2 separate regions of the Mus musculus genome follow, and region 2 is linked to region 1. Evidence: chromatin loops called from intact Hi-C (ENCODE). Cell type or tissue: gastrocnemius. All regions are shown on one strand.

Region 1 (4,000 bases):
GCTTTTAAAGAGGCATTAACATTGAGCTACATATAGTAAATGATAAGCATACTTTTGTATACACTCTTGGGTTTTACTTTAGTTGTTATGTTTTTAATATAATTTTACTCAACTATCAATGTTTATAAAGTCTTTTAAGCAGTCTCCTTTAAAGTTTGAACATTTACATAGCAAGCCGGATGATTAGTTAATAGGAATCTGATAGTTTTGCAAATATGAATCTTGATAAAAGCTGAGAACTCATCAGCTTCTTGGGTTACTAAATATCTTTAGAGGAAATGAAAGGCATAAAAACAAAAGTTAATAAATACATTTAAGTAAATGTTTTAAGTTTTGAGGCTGCATATAACTCATGTCCTTCATTATAAACACCAGTTCCTAGACTTTGGTATCTGAGAGCTGTTAAAATAGTAGGTTATGATTAACATCTAAAGAGTTAACTGCTGCCCCATTTTAAAATCATCATTTATCCTTCAGTAAAACCTATTTTGCTGGTCTCATAAAAAAGACCATGTCAGTGATATCTCTGTCCTACTGTTTACACACCTTGTTACAGAAGGAACCATGTCCTTAAGGTTCTGATGCTGGAGGCTGGAGTACTATTGAGGAAGGGCCTTGTGCATACAATTGGTTAAAAGGAGGCCAGTTTTACTGATGCCCCTGTACAAACCAGGGACTTGGACAGACATGTACCCAAGAATACCACATGAAGTCTGTGGCAAAGACTGGCCAAAGAATGCCTAAGTTGGGTATAAACTACCAAGGGCTGGAAGAACCAACTTATATTCAAGTCCCTCAGAGGCCAGCACCTTGATTTCAACCTCTGGTTTCCAGGAGAGAGAGACAATAAACCTCGGCTGAGACATTTAGTTTTAGCTGGCTTGTTACAGCAGCCCAGAGGCTACAACCACAGTAGCTGCTTGACTGAATGCATATGGGAAAAACACTGAGGCTCTATCACCCCAAGTTGTCACTCATCATGTCAATCTAAAGTTCATGTACTGGCAGGGAAGAGGGAGAAGCAAGGAGAATGGAGTACAGCCACTGTCCACACCTGTACAATTCTGCTCAAGTGACAGTCAGCTGCCAGCTCTAGCCCCTGCTTCTCTGCCCACGCTTCAATATGCCCCAGCTGCTGGCGGATAATGGCACCCCAGTAGTGGGAGCACAGGCCTGAATCTGGGTCAGTCACCAGTCTGTTGAACAGCCACATATTGATGAAGTGGAAAAGCTGAGAGAAGAGCTGGATGGTCAAGGCAGCATTGACTCTGCAGCGCCGCAGCAAGGACATGGCTCCTGTGAGTGTGTGCAGCACATCATCTGTTCAGGATATGGGACAAATCGTCAGGGGCCACAGGGTCACAGCAGAACCTCTGAGTCATACCAACTTCAGACAAAGGTAGTTATAACAATTAACAAATGTGTCAAACCAGTTACAAATACCAAATTCAAACAGAAAGCAGGGGTGTGGTCTTAAACACATAGTTTCTAACCACTATTCAAATAAATTTACCTAAAAGTTTTTTAAAGAAGCAAAGCAAAAGTGAAAATGACTCCTAAGTCTGACAGCCAGTTCTTCGGAAGTCATCTCAAAGCTACAATAAGGCAGTCATTTAAGAAACAAGCCTGGGGCTGGAAGGACAGTTTCACAGCTAAGAGCACTTGTTGCAGTGCAGCAGCACTGTTCTTCCACAAGACCAAAGTTTGTTTCCCAGCTGCTTAAACTCCAAATCTATGGACTCTGATGCCCTCTTCTGACCTTTTTGGGTACCCACAGCATATTTTCACACAAACACGTAACACAAATAAAAGTAAATCTTAAAAGAAGAAAGACCTTCCTTACAATATACTGCATACAAAGATAAACTTAGGGCTGGAGAGGTGGCTTGGAAGCTGCTGCACTTGCAGGTCCAGGTTCAGTTCCTAGCACCTGACATGGCATAAGGGCCATCTATGTATAATTCTAGTTCCAGGAAATGCCACAACCTTTCCTTGCCTCTGTTGGATACTAGACACACACGTACAAGTAGTCAAAGCTCATATACATTAAAAAAAAAAAAAAAAAAAAAAAAAAAAAAACAGGCCCTTAGGAGAGTGGCGCAGCAGAAGCTTGCTAGGCCTATAACCCAGACAGAGGCCAGTAGCACCAGAAGACTAGTAAAACTAGGAACTAGAGAGAGAGCTCAGTGATTAAAAACACTGGCTGGTCTTTCAGAGGGCCCAAGTTCAACTCCCAGCACCCACATAGTGGTTCACAACAGTCTTTAATTTAATTCTAGTTCTAGGCAATCTGACACCTTCTTCTGGCCTCTGTGGCTCAGATATGGTATACAGACATAAATGCAGTCAGAACATACAAACATTTAATATATTAAAAAAAAAAAGACTTAAAAATAAACCCAAGTTCAATGTTAGGGGAGGCACATAAGACTCTTACCTATTTTTGGTCTTTGCAGACTGTTCTCCTCAGGATCATCCAGAAAGGCTGGCATGTAGTTATTAAGTTCTGACTGAAGGCAATGAACCAAGTACCTGAAAATACACAAACAATTTTAATCACCTGAGCAGGTTGCACAGAGGCAGTGTTAGATTTTTACCATTTGAGACAATCTGTATTCTTTAAGAATATTTTTCATTAAAAATAACAAAAATTGTACTCTGGAACACTCACAACACTGCAGTTGTTCCAGAGCACACTGCTCTTAAGTTAACACAATCTCCTGTGTTTTGTGGCAATCAAGCATCTTCACTTAGGGTAAGTAAAATCTTTAACACTGGCTTTGAAAACACAACATGAAGCTTGTAAGCATGAAAACTTATTATTCTTTCCAGAATGTGCTTCTTACTTAAATGCCATCTGAACCAAGTGTGCTAGGACATCCTGGGCATCCAGCGTGATCCGACTAAGGTCTCGGTCCTGCTTGATGAAGTTGAGAAGCTCAGATGCATTTGCCATCCAAAAAGCAAGTGCTCCTGCAATGTTCTTCTGTTTCTGTGGACAGAAAACATTCCCATAAACAAAGCAAGGCATCAGAAAAATTACAAATAAACAGGAATGTTCCTGAGAAGCTGAAGATAGACCAGTACCTTCCCATCTCCACCAGGTAGTTACCACAGATACCAGATACTTGCAAAGAAATTTAGATACATGCCGAGCAATGGGAAGCAAATAACCAATGCAGCGTCTGAGGATTCATATACACAGTCATACTGGTCTAATTAAATGGAATTTGCAGAGTCAGTAAAGAACGGATATACTGTGTATTACAAAACCAAATTGTAGATTATGCATTATCTGGTAATCTGCGTAGCACACACACAGGTATCCATGGTTACCCACAGCCACCCTGATACTTGTAGTCACTGGCTTGGACACCATGCAACTCAGTATCAAGTACTGATCTATCACATCCTCTCCCGACCACATTTGCAGGCCAGGCAGCCTTAGATGAGATCCAAAGAATAGGAACCAAGGATAAAAATAGAGAAGAAACAGAACTTTTGTCATTTCATATCCACACTGAAGTGCATTAAGCAGAAATTATGAAATGCTGATATAAGTTGCGCAGTCAAAAAGGATTTTAGTGTTGCATGTTTCAGTTGCTGAATGAGGGTTATGAACTGCTCAGTCCAGTTTTTGTAGGCTCATATTTGTAATGGAAGCAGCATGAGAAACTCAGCTAAGCCAACACAGCTAGGATCAGTTCCCAGCAGTATGTCCTACCTGATCAACCTGGTCTACTTCCTGGAGAAAAACAGACGAGGGGAAATCAAGCAGAACGAGAGAAAGAAACTTGTAAACAATCATGATAATTTAAAAAAAATCAAAACACTAACATGAAGGTACGACATGAGCACGACACTTAGTTATTCCCAAAGCATCTGACACAGAGGGCTAGGTTCGTGGTCTTAACATCAGCACAACCTCTTTACTGTTTATAAAGACAATGTCATAATAAAACACACATGACCATGCTCCTCTCTCTAAGAGAGAACGCGA
Region 2 (4,000 bases), 91 kb before region 1:
GTGCAGGTATACGTATGAGGTGTGCCTGTAGCCCTCTAGGGAGATGGAGTTGCCTGTTTGTGAAGATCAGCCAGTACAACAACTACGGCTGACTGTTGGCATGGATAGATGAAGAACAGCCTAGGAAACTAGAGCATCTCTGGGCCTGTATTGGGGGTGGGGGTATTTCCAGAGCCTAGATCATAAGAGTAATAAATTTATCAGTTATTCCAGTCATATCTACCTGGTAGCCCACAGGGCACCTTGAGTTAAGGATAGCTATAAATGGGAACCAGAAAACAACAAAAACTTCCTGAAAATGACCTGATTGTCCAGTTCTTGAGTGTGAAATTTGCAGATGATGATGTCAGGTCACAATCTTACAATGTTGACTGTGCCTGGATCCACTGATGAATTCAAATTTTGAATGGACTCTTGAGAGAGGTGACCTGGTGGAAGAACTGTGAGGCTAGAACATTAACCTTGAAGTCTCTCTCTTGCCTGGCCCTACCCAGTCTCTTCACAAGGATGACAGGAACAGCTTAATCTCCACTTTTTTGAAATCACAAACCAAGAGAACCCCTCATTCCTGGAGTTGGTCCTCCCAGGTGTCTTTCACAGTGACAGAGAGCTGGCTCACACACTTGACAGTCAATACTAAACTTATACCTGGTAGCTGTAGCCTTGGCTCAGAGCTCTTCCTGCTGCATTGCTTTAAGGGGCAAGAAAGACCTAGAATCTATGAGCAGTGGGCCCCATGCCAAGCTGGAGCCTTGTCGAGTGGACGCGGTTCAGCACTAGAGATTTAGAGAGGAAAGAGAAACCTGCCCTCTTTATGAACTTACTGATGCTTAACATGGCCAGAGGTCAGAGCACTGACCTCTGTCCTGAGACTTTATGGCCTCAGATAGGAGGATGACAGCACATTATTTCCAAAGACAGAGAGACAGGCAGAAGATTTCTAACCTGATTCTGGGAGTGAGTGTCTCACATCTCCACAGTTACCTCAGAGGCTGCTATTTTCTATTTAAAGTCACACACCCACAAACACCCACAGGCCCATGTAACACACATACATACACACATACCACTGCAACACACATGCAGGTCTATGTAACTAACACTCTCACACTCACACACACATACATTCACTCACTCACTCATGCAGACCCATAGACATCTGTGCACACATATCCATGCAGACACATAAAAACATGTCTATACAGGCACATAGATACATGCACATGCACACACACACACATGCAGATACACACAAACAAATGTCCATGCAGACATTCTGCTATACACACATATACACACATTCGACCATGAAACACACACACATACACAAACACTCACCCATGCAGACGCATAGACATCTGTGCACCTATATCCACGCAGACACATAAAAATATGTCTATACAGACACATAGATACATGCACAAACACATGTCCATGCAGACACTCTGCTATACACACATATACACATATGTAACCATGAAACACACACACACACACACACACACACCAGTAGCAGTAGCAGCAGTACACTAGGGCAGCCTCAGGGCAGAGCTGTGTCCACCATTTCTCTCAGTCAGTATAGTTGGTCCACATGTTTATGGGTGTCACATCTGAACCATTTAAGTACTTGTCCTGATGTGTCTGTAACCATGAACTGGCAACCACTGAGCTTCCGGATAAGGGTGGTGTAGGCAAGAGGTGTACAGCCATCCCGTCTGTGCCAGCCAGCCTTGAAGGTGGCTTACTAGCATTCAAGCACCACCAGCCTTTACCCATGTCTGGGCAAGGCAGTTCTTGACCCTCAACCCTTCTGCCCACCATATCAGTCTCCTTGGCCTGCCCACTGGTAGGAGATGGGGAACCATCTCTGAGACTAGCCTGGGGCATGCATGGGGCAGGTCCTATTCTTCCTGTCTCTGGCTCTAAGCTCCTTGGATTCTCAGGAGCAAAAGTATCTGAGAGAAACAAGTGTCAATGTAAGCCCTGAATCTACTTGGACTTCTGTCTGACCTTCTAGAGAATGTGTCATGGTGGAACTTGGACATTGGAGGGAGCCCTATGACTGCCACGCCAGCCTAGGCTCCACAGACCCAGAGCAGGCTACTGCAAGATCTCCAAATCACATGTCTCTAGTTCCTCTTCCCATGTCTAGCTTATAAGTACTGTAAACAACACAAAGGTCTCCCTAGCAGCATGGCTCAGTTCCACAGGAGATACTGCCACTTGCTATGCAAACAAGACCCCATTGGATGTAGTGGGAAAGAACACTTACCCCACTCCTCAGGCTGTGGAGGCTGCCTCCACCTGGCAGGACAGTGTGGCTGGTGCAGTGGTAAAGGCCTGTTTGGGGTCTCCTCTACTCACCTAAGTCAAGGAGATACAGAGGCCGTTAAGCAGGTACAGTTCATGGATTCTGGGAAGGAATAGGGTTGGTTACCTACCCATGGAACCGTCAGGGTTCCTTTACTGCCCAAGGTCCAAACAAGTACTGATGTCACTTTACTTGGACAAGAGGAGGCTTGTATGTCACTGCTGATCACAGTAATTGTGATCAAACCGCGGACCCATTGGTGTGAGGGCCACATCTGGACACCCTTCTCACATTTGTCAGAGTGGAGCACAATTTGCCTGGCTCAGTGGGGCAGCATCTCCTCATATAGGCCTTCTGTGTATGCTGAGCTCAGCTAGAACAGGTGGAGTTGGGAGAGACAGCCAGGATATAGGCTAGTGCAATGACACACACAGGGGAGCTGGCAGAGCTGAGGGTTCTGTTCACCGGATAGTGTCATATAGAATAGCCTGGGAACTGTAGGAGAAGGAAAGTCCACAGGCTGGCTCAGGCTTCAATCCCAAAAGATCAGTGTTCCCCATTTTAACAAAATGAGGTTAACTAGAACTGACTGAGAAGCATACTATCTTCCATTAGAAAACCTTTGGGAACAAAAATGCTATTAAGTGGGGTCTGTGTCAACTGTGGGTGCCCAGCATGGGGAGGGAAGGCTGTCAGGACATGCCCCCTTACACACACACAGAAACACATGCAAGTGAATATACAGGGACACACACATGCATGTGAGCATGCACACAGAAACAAACACACACACCACATTAACAGTGTTGAATACACCTATATAGACACTGATTAGTATGTTGGAAGTCTATCATGGGCATGGGTCCAGCATGCCTACCCTCAACCACATATGTTCCTGAAGAGTGTGAGCCAGGGCTAGTCCCTCCCCTCACTGGGGCCCCTATCCCGCAAGCTCATGTAAGGTCACTCTGCTCCTCCTTATCCTTGCCTGGCCTCAAGCATGTCACCTGGCCCTCGGGCTCACAAGTGATCCCAATGAAGAAAGTCATCCATGTTCCCAGTCTTACATGGCTGCACATAGTGCTGACACCCAGCAGGAGTCAAGTGTGGACAGGTACTTGGCAAGGGTCTAGGTCCTTGGCTTTATCAGTGTCTTCACCACCACAGAGCTCCTGTGGGACCAAAGCACTTCAAACAGGGCTGGGTAAGTGCTGGGTAGCATAGCTAAGTATGCCTGTGAGGAACAGACAGGCCCAACACACCACAGTACATCCTTCTCTTGGCCTGGATATGCCTGTCTGCCCTTCCCAGCAGAGCATGGCTGCATTTACAGCTGCTCTGCATTTTCTTTGGGAATAGAGCAGTAAGAACCGAGCTGGGGCTTCTGGTCCTCAGGGAGCAGGCAAGGGTCTTGTGCTCAGTTGTCCACCGATAGTCATTTTGGCCCAGTGATTGTGGTTTTCAACATTTTCAGCTCAGCTCACTCATCCTTAGTGTGGGCAGCAGCTAGGGGTACATGGAGTTCAAGACCTGTGCCCTGTGTCTGCACAGTGAAGAGAGAGCCAAGACCATTCTTGACCTGAGAAATCACTTGGGTCCCATAATGATTCTATTTCTGTCCTTCCTCTAGGCCTGTGCAGACATATAGGGAACGATGCCAAGTTTCTCTGGCTGCCCGGCTGTGCAGAG

Evidence for each region. Peaks named below come from ENCODE experiments on the same cell type or tissue, not always from the same donor. Only the 100,000 strongest peaks of a DNase experiment are listed, where the experiment ranks them.
Region 2: it touches region 1 in a loop (2.5-fold over the local background); 14 of 42 quality-filtered maps call a loop at or near these places.

What each region holds. Positions count from the first base shown.
Region 1 is chr17:13,848,100-13,852,099 of GRCm38, reverse strand. It overlaps Afdn (afadin, adherens junction formation factor), which reads right to left. Exons shown (of 33, transcript NM_010806.1): 16 at 2,847-2,992; 17 at 2,438-2,532; 18 at 1,055-1,320. Among named protein-coding and RNA genes, the nearest start is that of Tcte2, 89 kb to the right of the region's middle. In gastrocnemius, a CTCF peak has its summit at 1,757 (motif pointing left); no DNase peak of the experiment used is centred here; H3K27ac peaks cover 1,547 bases.
Region 2 is chr17:13,938,787-13,942,786 of GRCm38, reverse strand. No RefSeq gene overlaps it. Among named protein-coding and RNA genes, the nearest start is that of Gm7168, 7.6 kb to the left of the region's middle. In gastrocnemius, a CTCF peak has its summit at 2,048; no DNase peak of the experiment used is centred here; H3K27ac peaks cover 2,250 bases.